2 separate regions of the Homo sapiens genome follow, and region 1 is linked to region 2. Evidence: read pairs that join two places in POLR2A ChIA-PET (ENCODE). Cell type or tissue: MCF 10A. All regions are shown on one strand. Links, peaks and the distances in the headings refer to the core of each region. The heading gives the core; the rest is flanking DNA. Region 1 overlaps MAP7 (microtubule associated protein 7). Region 2 overlaps MAP7 (microtubule associated protein 7).

What was found. ChIA-PET counts read pairs that join two places held together with the same protein. Peaks named below come from ENCODE experiments on the same cell type or tissue, not always from the same donor. Only the 100,000 strongest peaks of a DNase experiment are listed, where the experiment ranks them.
Region 1: POLR2A ChIA-PET joins it to region 2 with 5 read pairs; 2 of 35 experiments call an interaction of 5 or more read pairs at or near these places.

The regions. Positions count from the first base shown.
Region 1 is chr6:136,385,301-136,390,688 of GRCh38, reverse strand. MAP7 (microtubule associated protein 7) reads left to right here. Exons shown (of 18, transcript NM_003980.6): 4 at 1,172-1,335; 5 at 2,179-2,296. Among named protein-coding and RNA genes, the nearest start is that of BCLAF1, 98 kb to the right of the region's middle. In MCF 10A, for the core only: no CTCF peak of the experiment used is centred there; a DNase peak (open chromatin) is centred at 3,168.
Region 2 is chr6:136,437,955-136,443,342 of GRCh38, reverse strand. All of the region lies in intron 1 of MAP7 (microtubule associated protein 7), which reads left to right. Among named protein-coding and RNA genes, the nearest start is that of MAP7, 110 kb to the left of the region's middle. In MCF 10A, for the core only: no CTCF peak of the experiment used is centred there; a DNase peak (open chromatin) is centred at 2,932.

The DNA.
Region 1 (5,388 bases), core at 311-5,310, 53 kb after region 2:
TTTTCTTTTATTTGTTTGTTTGTTTGTTTGTTTTTGAGACAGAGTCTCACTCTGTCGTCCAAGGCTGGAGTGCAGTGGCACAATCTTGGCTTGCTGCAACATCCGCCTCCCAAGTTCAAGTGATTCTTGCACCTCAGCCTCCCGAGTAGCTGGGACTACAGGCACGTGCCACCACACCTTCCTAATTTTTATATTTTTAGTAGAGATGTTGTTTCACTATGTTGGCCAGACTGGTCTCAAACTCCTGACTGCCAGTGATCTGCCCCCCTCAGCCTCCCAAAGTGCTGGGATTACAGGCATGAGCCACTGCACCTGGCCTGTTTTTTCTTTTAAAAAGTAACATTTTAATTTGTATGCCATGTAGTGTCCTCAAGATTTACTCTTTGAATGTTGTTTGAATTTTTTCCTTTTGCCTACAGTATTAATAACTCATAGATATTTTTAGTTATTACCGCTGAAGGAAGCAGCATATTGAAATAGCTTTGAGGGGGCATATCTTTTCCTAAAATGAGGAAAGAACCTGTATTATATAAAGAAGAAAAAATGCATCCTATTGTTGAACGATAATTTTGGATTGTATTTTTCATCCAGCTTTTGATATGGTTAACTCTTATCTAACTAAATTGTGAGCTCCTCAGACACAAGGCCACCTGCTTGTTCGGTCCTTCCCATCCCTGAGCTGACTCAATGTGATAGACCTGTAAGGCACTTCAGACATCTTTCATCAACTAATTATTTTCTCCCAAATCCTTTTAATACTCAGAACCAATGCCATGTTGGAAAAAATGTAGTCATAGACTGGAGGATATCACATTGTTTTATAATAAAAAAAAGAGACAGATGGTACTATTGATTTTCAGGATTGAGACTAGAGCATGTGGTTAATAATGCCTTATTCTACCTACAAACTAGAGGGCTGCTTGCGTTCCCAAAGAGTGGAATTCAGTACATTTTCAACCTCATTGCTAACATATTAAATTATGCTAAAAATTAACAGTAATACATTTTTCTTGGAAATTTGAGGGAAGCAAAGGCCATGCTTGGTTAATACAAAACTAAAGAACCCATATTTGTTCATTGTAGACCACTTAATACAGCCCTAACTATTCAAGTTTGCAACCTGCCTATATTTGATTTCCCTCTTTTTTTTTTTTTTTAACCCTCCCCAAAGCTGCAAGAGAAATAGTGTGGTTAGAAAGAGAAGAGCGAGCCAGGCAGCACTACGAGAAGCACCTGGAAGAGCGGAAGAAGAGGTTGGAGGAGCAGAGGCAGAAGGAGGAGCGGAGGAGGGCTGCTGTGGAGGAGAAGCGGAGGCAGAGACTTGAGGAGGACAAAGTGAGCCGCCCCCCGGGAAGAATATGAGTGGCTCCTCTAGTTCAGACATGCAGCAAACTTTCTGTGAAACTTTGCAGTCAGGTGCAGGGTGCAAAGCAAAATGGTTTCAGAGTGATCAGCTTTACAGATGGCTACAGTTTCTAGGGAGTTCAGGGTATGAGAGGTAGCGAATGGGCTGATGATTATTATTGCCACAGAAAGTTTAAAAGCCCATTTCTCTGGTCCAAACCTATAACTTATTGAAGTGCAATTCATCTGTACTGAGTATTAAGACCACTCCAAGTAATTGAGTTTCTGTAGTCTTTACCATTTGCAAACATTTACACATAGATTATCTCATTTAACCCTTACTCAATCCTTTAGCATGCATTATATGTCAGTTTGTATAAAAATAGAAATTTAGACTCAGAGTGGGTAAGGTACACAAGGTCATACAACTCAATAAGTCATGGGGTCAGGGTTACCCATGTTCTCAGATTCTGAACTGTTTTTTAAATATGGTATCGTATGGTAAATATGGTATCGTATAAGCATCAGTTGAAGCTAAGATCTGCACTACCATGCTTACGTGTGTTCATGAAAGCATCACGCACACCCTAGTAGTAAGGGTCGTTTATTTGAATGCCTGTTGTTCGCCAAGGGCTTTATGAACTGGGACCTAATGACTAAAGTGACCCTCCCAGATTGACACTAGTCTCACCTTATGGTATAGAAGTTCAGCTAGAGATCAAGAATAGTAGAGTGGGAATTGAAGTAGTACTCCTCACTCCATTCTGCCTTAAATTGAAGAAGCTTCAAACAACCAGCTGGAATCTAATCCTCAGCTCTTCTATTCCATCTAAGGAACGCCACGAAGCTGTTGTACGGCGCACAATGGAAAGGAGCCAGAAGCCAAAACAGAAGCATAACCGTTGGTCGTGGGGAGGCTCTCTCCATGGGAGCCCTAGCATCCACAGTGCAGGTAAACAGTGACCACTTTGAAAATTAGTCTTTATTTTCCTGAAAGTAACAGGGTGTTTCCTTCTTTCTTCTAAATCTATGTTTGCGAAACAAAAATCCTGCTGAAATAATTAAACAACAATGAAATGAATCTTTCACTATTTGAGGATAAGAGGGTGATGGAGATAAGAAGTAAGGGCCTCTTTCCCTTAACACAGGCCAATTTTCTCATGTTACAAAATTCCTTAAAGGGAGAAATCTATGTAGTGTTTCTAAATAAACATGCTAGCTTCAACACTACATTATTTTAGTCTTCTATTTGCATTAGGGTTTCAGGATTATGGAATAAGTTAACTAGTTTTATCTTTTTCTCTGGAAGGATTATAGTTATATTGACTGACCAGAATCAATACTATGAGCTTATGTATTCTGACCCTAAAGTATATGCAACACTAATGCTCTGTAAGAAAATATATAGGTTTATTGAGCTAGAAATAGTAAATGACTAAGCTATTTCCTCCTTTCTGAATGGACATAAAATCATATTGAAATTTGGATTTACTGAAAGGCTTTATTTTTGTACTGTAAATTCAATACCCCTGGAATTTTACATAGTGTGTCAGTTTTTATTTTTTTATTTGTGTGAATCTGATAACCTTTTTTTTTTAAATTTGCTTTGAAAAATCATTGTTTTACATTCTGTCTCCAGGTGGTTTTGTTGAATCATCATTCTCCTCTCTGGATTTAGCAGGCCTGGACCACCACTTCATAACTTTTGGTGGTACTAGAAAAGCTGGTACAGACATCCCTGTGATTGCCAATTGCCTGACCTGTAGCTAGCACCTCAGACCTAGGGCCGATGCATCAATAGCTGAAGCATCACCACCTTAGTCATCAACGCATGCCTAATACCCTAGCGCATAGACGTAGATCTGGGATTGGAACAGTGTTTCTTAAGTGTGATAATATGACTCAGGTGACTTAAAGGTGTTGAAATAAAGTAATTACATGTGGAATGTTTGCTTTCCCTTTAAACAATCATTTTGGTTTTCTATTTATGTTTTTTATTTCTTTTTTCAATGTCAGGATTAAACCTTTAAAAAATGTTTTTTAGCTAAAAAAATTACCTGGGATCAAAGTACTTCCAGTTTAGCTTTTTTCCCCGTCAATCATTACTGCTGTTGCCACTTTTAGTTTTAAGCTAAATAACTGTGGACCTCTTTTTGTTTGCTTATTCTGTTCTCTTTCATTGTTAACATTCTATAGATCTCTTATAACTGCTTTATTAAAATTAAAAATCTAGGATCAGGTGCAGTACCTCACGCCTGTAATCCTAGTGCTTTGGGAGGCCAAGGCAGGAGGATCCCTTGAGGCCAGGAGTTCAAGACCAGCCTGGGCAACATAGACCCCATCTCTACAAAAAATTCTTTTAAAAAATTAGACAGGCATGGTGGCATGTTCCTATAATCCCACCTACTTAGGAGGCTGAGGCAGGAGGATCACTTGAGGCCAGGAATTTGAGGATACAGTGAGCTAAGAGTCTGCCTTTGCACTCCAGCCTAGAGGACAGAGTGAGAACCTGATTCAGAAATGTAATTTAAAAAATTAAAAATTTGTTTAAGTCCAAGGAATATCACCACAACTTACTTTCTTATGACAGTGAACCAAATATGAAAGCACTTCTGTTTTCTTGGTTGTTCATGACCCAGCAGTAGCTGGTGGGATACATATTAAATCTGTTATACAGATCATTTACATATGAGATTTTGTTGATGGGATATTTTTTATATACCTTTCATACAGTAAACCTGGCAGGGTATATATTTTTATAATCATATATTTGTTTTACCTGACTTCCTGCTTTACATGTATATGGCAGATATACACTGTTAGATCATCAGACATTTTTGAGGAGATGGTAAGCTGCCTAGCTTAATTTTTTGCCTCCACACTCAAAGCTTAATATATGACATTTATTTCTGCCACTCAGAACAAGAGAAACCAGTGTTGCATTCGCAAGCTGTTGGGTAAAATTCATTTTAATACGGGTTGTGAATTATAATAAATTGTTCCTATACTGGAACAGAGAAGTTTGCCAGAAAATAAATGGGATTTGCCAAGTTCTCAAAGACCAGAAAATGATTTGCTATGATCTTGAGAACAGCAACCAGGTCTTATTCATTTTGAATACCCTTTACTTGACAACAATACCTGATGTATGATGGGTACTCTATCATGGTTTGCTGACCAACAAACACATCATAGAAACTGTCTACATTAAAATTCCTGTCTTGGCCAGCTGCTGGCCATCGACTAGCACTGGTCTGTAAAACTTGATACGATCAGCAGGGTGCGGTGGCTCACACCTGTAATCCCAGCACTTTGGGAGGCTGAGGCGGGTGGATTACCTGAGGTCAGGAGTTCGAGACCAGCCTGGTCAACATGGAGAAATCATATCTCTACTAAAAATACAAAAACTAGCCGGCTATGGTGGCACATGCCTGTAATCCCAGCTATTCAGGAGGTTGAGGCAGGAGAATTGCTTGAGCCCAGGAGATGGAGGTTGCAGTGAGCTGAGATTGTGCCACTGCACTCCAGCCTGGCTGGCAGAATGAGACTCTGTCTCAAAAATAAAACAAAAACTTGATACATTAAAAACTTATTCTTTTGTGTGTTTTGTTCGGTGAGAAAAAGAAATGAATAACAACTGTCTTATATATTAAGTAATAAACAAATTCATGGTGTGCCTCCATAATTTTAACAATTTATGGCAGATTTAGATGCTTTACTACTAATGATACTTTTTAGGATACAAGGATCCACTGTAACTCATTTTTTCCACTTACTCTGAAGCAGAATTAAATGTTTTTAATAACCTGTTGAGAATCTGCCTGAGGATAGGCCTGCGTGTGGACACAATTTTCCCCCAACTAAAGCATAACATATAAAGCAATATCAGAAAATGTACTGCTATAAAATCACCTGGAAATGACTTTCGTATTCCTCTTCCTACCCTGTACCTCACATGTCATCACTAGGATGTTCCTTTTGATGTTTGACCCTAAATCCTTTCTTTATGTTTGGATTGCCCTAAGAGTCCATCAGCTAAGTATA
Region 2 (5,388 bases), core at 76-5,075:
TTAACTCCAAGCGTTTGTAAATTTGGATGAGGAAAATAATTTCATCTTTTTTTCCACTAACCTCACCTAGAAATTGAGCATTTCCTTTAATTACGACAAACCTAAAGTAGCATGAGCATCAACAGAAGTCAGATGTTTTCTTATCATATTACAGTTGTTTCAGGTATCTCAAAAGGTGGTTTGAACTGATTACTTTGAAATCATGACAGTTATTAGACATCCCCCTAGATTTTACTATTTACTGGGTTAATAAAGGAGCACATATAATTCTAGGGTATACATATTTTAATGTATAAAAATGTGCATTAAATTTTTAACCATATTTAAATATAACCATATTTAAATATACTTATCCTTAGTATGGTTATATTTTCTTGCTAATGCTGTTTTTGATTTATGCATTTAAAAATATTATCCTAAGAAGGGATTCAGCCTGACTTTACCAGGTGCTAGAGGAATCCAAAGCACAAAAACTGTTAAAACCCTTTTGTGGAAAGCCCTTGGATACCCTTAGGAGCATATGTATCCCAGTTTGAAGGCAGATGGTCTAGGGGATGGCTGAAGCCCATCAACAACACCTCTTAAACCATTAGTTTAGGGAACCCAGAACTTTCGTGTTTTGCCAAGCAATGAAAAATGTGAAAAATCACTTTAGCACCTGGGAGATGATTCTAGTTTAAATTCTGTGAGTTGGTGGTTCTAAACCAGAGATGTACATCAAAATCCTTTAGGGAGCCATTTTAAAATACACAGCTGAGCCTAATGCCTCAGGATTGCAGCTCAGCGGGTCTGGGTGGGACCTGGACCACGCTGTGTTAAAAGCCCAAAGGTGATTTTCATACAAACCCTCAAGAACCACTGTTTTAAACAGAAGGGCTTTGAAACCTTGTTTTATAAGAACTATTTTAAGTATGACTTTTTTTTTTTTTTTTTTTTTGGAGACAGAGTCTTACTCTGTCACCCAGGCTGGAGTGCAGTGGTGTGATCTCAGCTCACTGCAACCTCTGCCTCCTGGGTTCAAGCAGTTCTCCTGTCTCAGCCTCCCCGGTAGCTGGGGTTACAGGCATGCACCACCATGTCCGGCTAATTTTTTTGTATTTTTAGTAGTGACGGGGTTTCACCATGTTGGCCAGGCTGGTCTCAAACTTCTGACCTCAAGTGATCCACCTGCCTCGTCCTCCCAAAGTGCTGCAATTACAGGCATGAGTCACCATGCCCAGCCTTAAGTATCGCTTTTTAAAAGTTTTATGTTTGATCCAAAAACTCATGGCAGGAAATTGGGAAGATTTACTTTGTAGTTTGAAATTTGTTTGTTACTGTTGTTGTTGTTGAGACAGGGTCTTGCTGTGTCACCCAGGCTGGAGTGCAGTGGCACCATCACAGCTCACTTGCAGCCTCTACCTCCCAGGCTCAAGCAATCTTCCCACCTCAGCCTCCCAAGTAACTGAGACAACAGGCATGCACCACCATGCCCAACTAATTTTATTTTTTGTAGAGACAGGGTCTCCCTGTGTTATCCAGGCTGATCTACAATTCCTGGGTTCAAGAAATCCTCCCGCCTCAGCCTTCCAAAGTGTTGGGATTACAGGTTGGAGCCACCACAGCCTGACCTGTAGTTTGGAATTTGTAACCACTCAAAGCATCTTCTGTCATTGGGTGCTCAGGGAGAGGGGTTCTTGACCATCTCTGGGGACCATAAAACTCTGAAGTTTCATGCCCTGGTCTTCAGCTTAAGGGGCTAATAGCTTTCCTGAGATTTGCAAAGGTATGCATGATCAAAAAAGGGGAAGGAAGAATAGCTACCTATATGCTGAAAGAGCAAAATTTAATGGCAAAATGAACAAAAAGATACAATCATTAGACATACTAAGGAAACAGTTACTAAAACACCATTAATTTTATGAGAGAAGTGCTGAACTGTAGCTCTAATTATTTGATTTCGTGAACATTTTCTGCTCTATTATTTCCTGAATTTGTTTTTTTGCAATGTAAACACAGTACCATAGGTAAATGGAGTTGCATATAAGTGGTTTTAATGGTATATATTAGGGAAAAATGATAAAATATTAAAATATACTGCCTCTTAATTTAAAAGCAAAATTATCTTTAAGACTTTAAGCTTATTTTATGCTGCTGGGTATATATCTGCCAGAAATGAAATCAGCATGCGGAAGAGATCTCTCAACTCTGACATTTATTACAGCACTATTCACAACAGCCAAGATATAGAATCAACCGGTGTTCATCAACAGATGAATGGATAAAGAAAATGTCATATTTAATACCCAATGGAATGGTATTGAGCTTTAAAAAATAAGAAAATCCTGTCATTTAGGACAACATGGATGAACCTGGAGGACATTATATTAAGTGAAATACACCAGGCACAGAGAGGTGCCGCATGATCTTGTTGTTATGTGGAGTGTAAAACAGTTGAACTCCTAAGTAGAGAGTAGGATAGAGATTACCAAGAGATTGGGAAGAGAGGAAGTTAGGGGAGGGTTTTTTTTTTTTTAAGACCTTAAATATTTTATTTTTAAGATAAAATAATTTCATCCTAATACTGGGCTCTCCGGCATTTGAGAGTATTATATCCTTGGACCTCCATCCTCTGCTCACTGTCATAATTCTTAGATCTTAATTCTTACTAAAGTTTTATTTTCATCTTCTAAAATTACAAAGCAGTAAACATGTAATATACAAAATGTATAGTTTCCTCCTTGCAACAAGTGAGAAAAAAATCCTATTTTAACAAAAAGCATTTTTAAGTGAGTAAAGATGCAATTTTTCATTTACAAAATAAGTTAATAGGTTTTCTAGTTGGGTTTATAAAAAGCTGATGCATATCCTGTTCTTTTTCCCTATGACTGATGACATAACTTCTGCTTTTGTTCATGATGCCCTCTCCTTGGCAAGGAGTGCCTCCCACCCACATACCTACTCACTCTTTAGGACCAGCTCAGATGTCACCTATTCCAGGAAGCCTCCCTTACCTGTCTCTGTGTTCCCGTAGAGATCTCTATCACAGTACTTACTACATTACGTTTTAATTATGTATTTCTATGTGTGTCTGCCTTGGAAGACTTCAACCTCAGTATGATTATCTTTGTATTATTAATGTCTGGAACAGTGACTGCTCATTAAATATTGTGCTGAGTGATTATATTCATAGTCACCCGGCTCACACCTCCCACCCGTTTGTCATTGTACTTGTCTGTGATCATGCTACAGAATTCTGTTGTGGGTGAACTCACCCAGCAGCACAGCTATGGTGCTTTGGCCTTCAAGCTCCTGCTCTAGCCAACCAAGCTAACCTGCCCAGCTTTGGCCAGCAGCTCATTGTAATAAACTGAGTTCAAATGGAACCCAGCACTATTAAACTAGCCATCAGCCTAAGACTACCCTTCAAAGAAGGAGCGAGACCGGGCATGAAGTGGGCCCGTGAGCCAGCCACTCCCTGTGTAAATCTGTACTTCAGCTTCTCGCTCTCTTTTCACTGCAGTTTTATTGCTGTCTCACCAAGATTTCCCTTCTTCCAGGCCTTTACTCTTAAAGGAAAAAAAAAAGTTGCTTATCTTTGCTTAATTATTAACATAATACTGGCTTAATTCTGAACTAGGAGATCTCAAACTCTTTATGACAGCCCAGTGAATAAAGTGATGAAGTGGGAAACAAAATGTAGAGGGTCAGAAAGTGCATTTCAGTTTGTAAGATGAAAAAAGAGGGAAGGGTGGTAGAGCTGACTCATGTGACTGTAATTCCTAGAATATAGGAGCAGTGTGGCGTTATTCATCTAAGCGCGTCCTAGAGATTTTATACATCATGCACACATTTTTAGGTATTGTCTTAGACCGTTTATGCTGCTAATAACAAAAACCTGAGACTAGATAATGTAAATAACATAACTTTATTTTCTTGAGTTCTGGGGTCTGAGAAGTTCTAGATCAAGGTGCTAGCCTTCAGCGTCTGGTGAGGGCCTTCTTACTGCATCCTCATATAGTAAAAGGGGCAAAAAGGACAAGAGGACCCCATGCTGTGTCCTCATGTGCAGAAAATATGGGCAAGAAAGGGGCTTAGCTAGTACCCTTGAGCCCTTTTTATAAGGGTACTAATCCCAGCCTCATGACTTAATCACCTGAAGGCCCCACCTCTTAGCACTATCACATTGGGTCATAGGTTGGCAGATACATACATTCAAACCGTATTTTGGTTTGATACATACATTCAAACCATTTTGGCGGATACACACATTCAAACCATAGCAGGTATTAACCTATCAATAGTGCAGTTGAACATAAAATGAAGATCTCACTTCAATGAAACACAAATTAATATGATTTAAAACAGTTGCACATTGTAACTTTCTGAACACCTGTATTCTGTAGCCTGAATTTTGGCAGAGAAAGTGGTTGAAACATTTGTATCTACTATCAAATTACCATGATAATTGTTTATTGTTCTCTCTTCACTTTATACCTTTTAATTAAGCTGGGGGTTGGGGGGAAGGGAGGTGAGAAAGAAAAGGAAGAAAAATACAGTTTTTGTCGCAAGTGGATTTTGTATCATTTTCCTGAAGGTCTTGGTTCTAGAAATTCTGTAGTCTTGGTGACCTGTCAGTTTTTCTTTATAATTAACTGTGACTGTATTGTGTATTCATCAATATTATGAAATATTATGAAATAGTAAAACTCACTGTGACTGTATGCATGCTTGCCCACGCGTGGCTGAACTTTTACAAAGCAGTGAGGGAAGTTCTCCTAGGGTCAGGACAGGTCATCATGGGCACAAGGCCTCTCATTACTTTCTCTCATCAGAAAAAAACAAGTGAGAGAAAAAAAATGCACCTACACTCAGGTTCCTGAACCCCATCTTAGTTCTTCTCCAGATAGCCCAGCAAGTGAGTTTGTCTAATCCCTTTCTCAGGAATGAGCATGATGAATGAAAACCAAGCAAATTCTGGAGTCGAACCAGGTTAGATTCAGACCCTTTCTGACCACTTCTAATTTCTGCCTCTGTGTTTTCAGTGTTAAATGTGGATGCTAATTGCCTGCTTTGCAAGGTGTCTATAGAAATTAGATGTGATTATGTAAAGCTTCTAGCACAATGCCTATTACGATAAATGGTTCTCACAGTTGCTGATGCTGCTGTTACTATGTTTTTTCTCTACAGTAGTTCTGTCTTATTTTCCTTTGAAAGCTGGAGCTGTCTGTGCTTCTCCTATTTTATAGTATCAGTTAAGGGTTTTCAGTGGTGTTTTGGTGTGGTGGAGTTATTTCTTTTACTCAGGGAGCTTTTCTTAGGGAGTTAATCTGATACTATATTAGAGAGAGTAGACTCTCTGTAGACCTTCCTAGGCAAAGTTGAATGAGTATTTGGATGTAGCACATA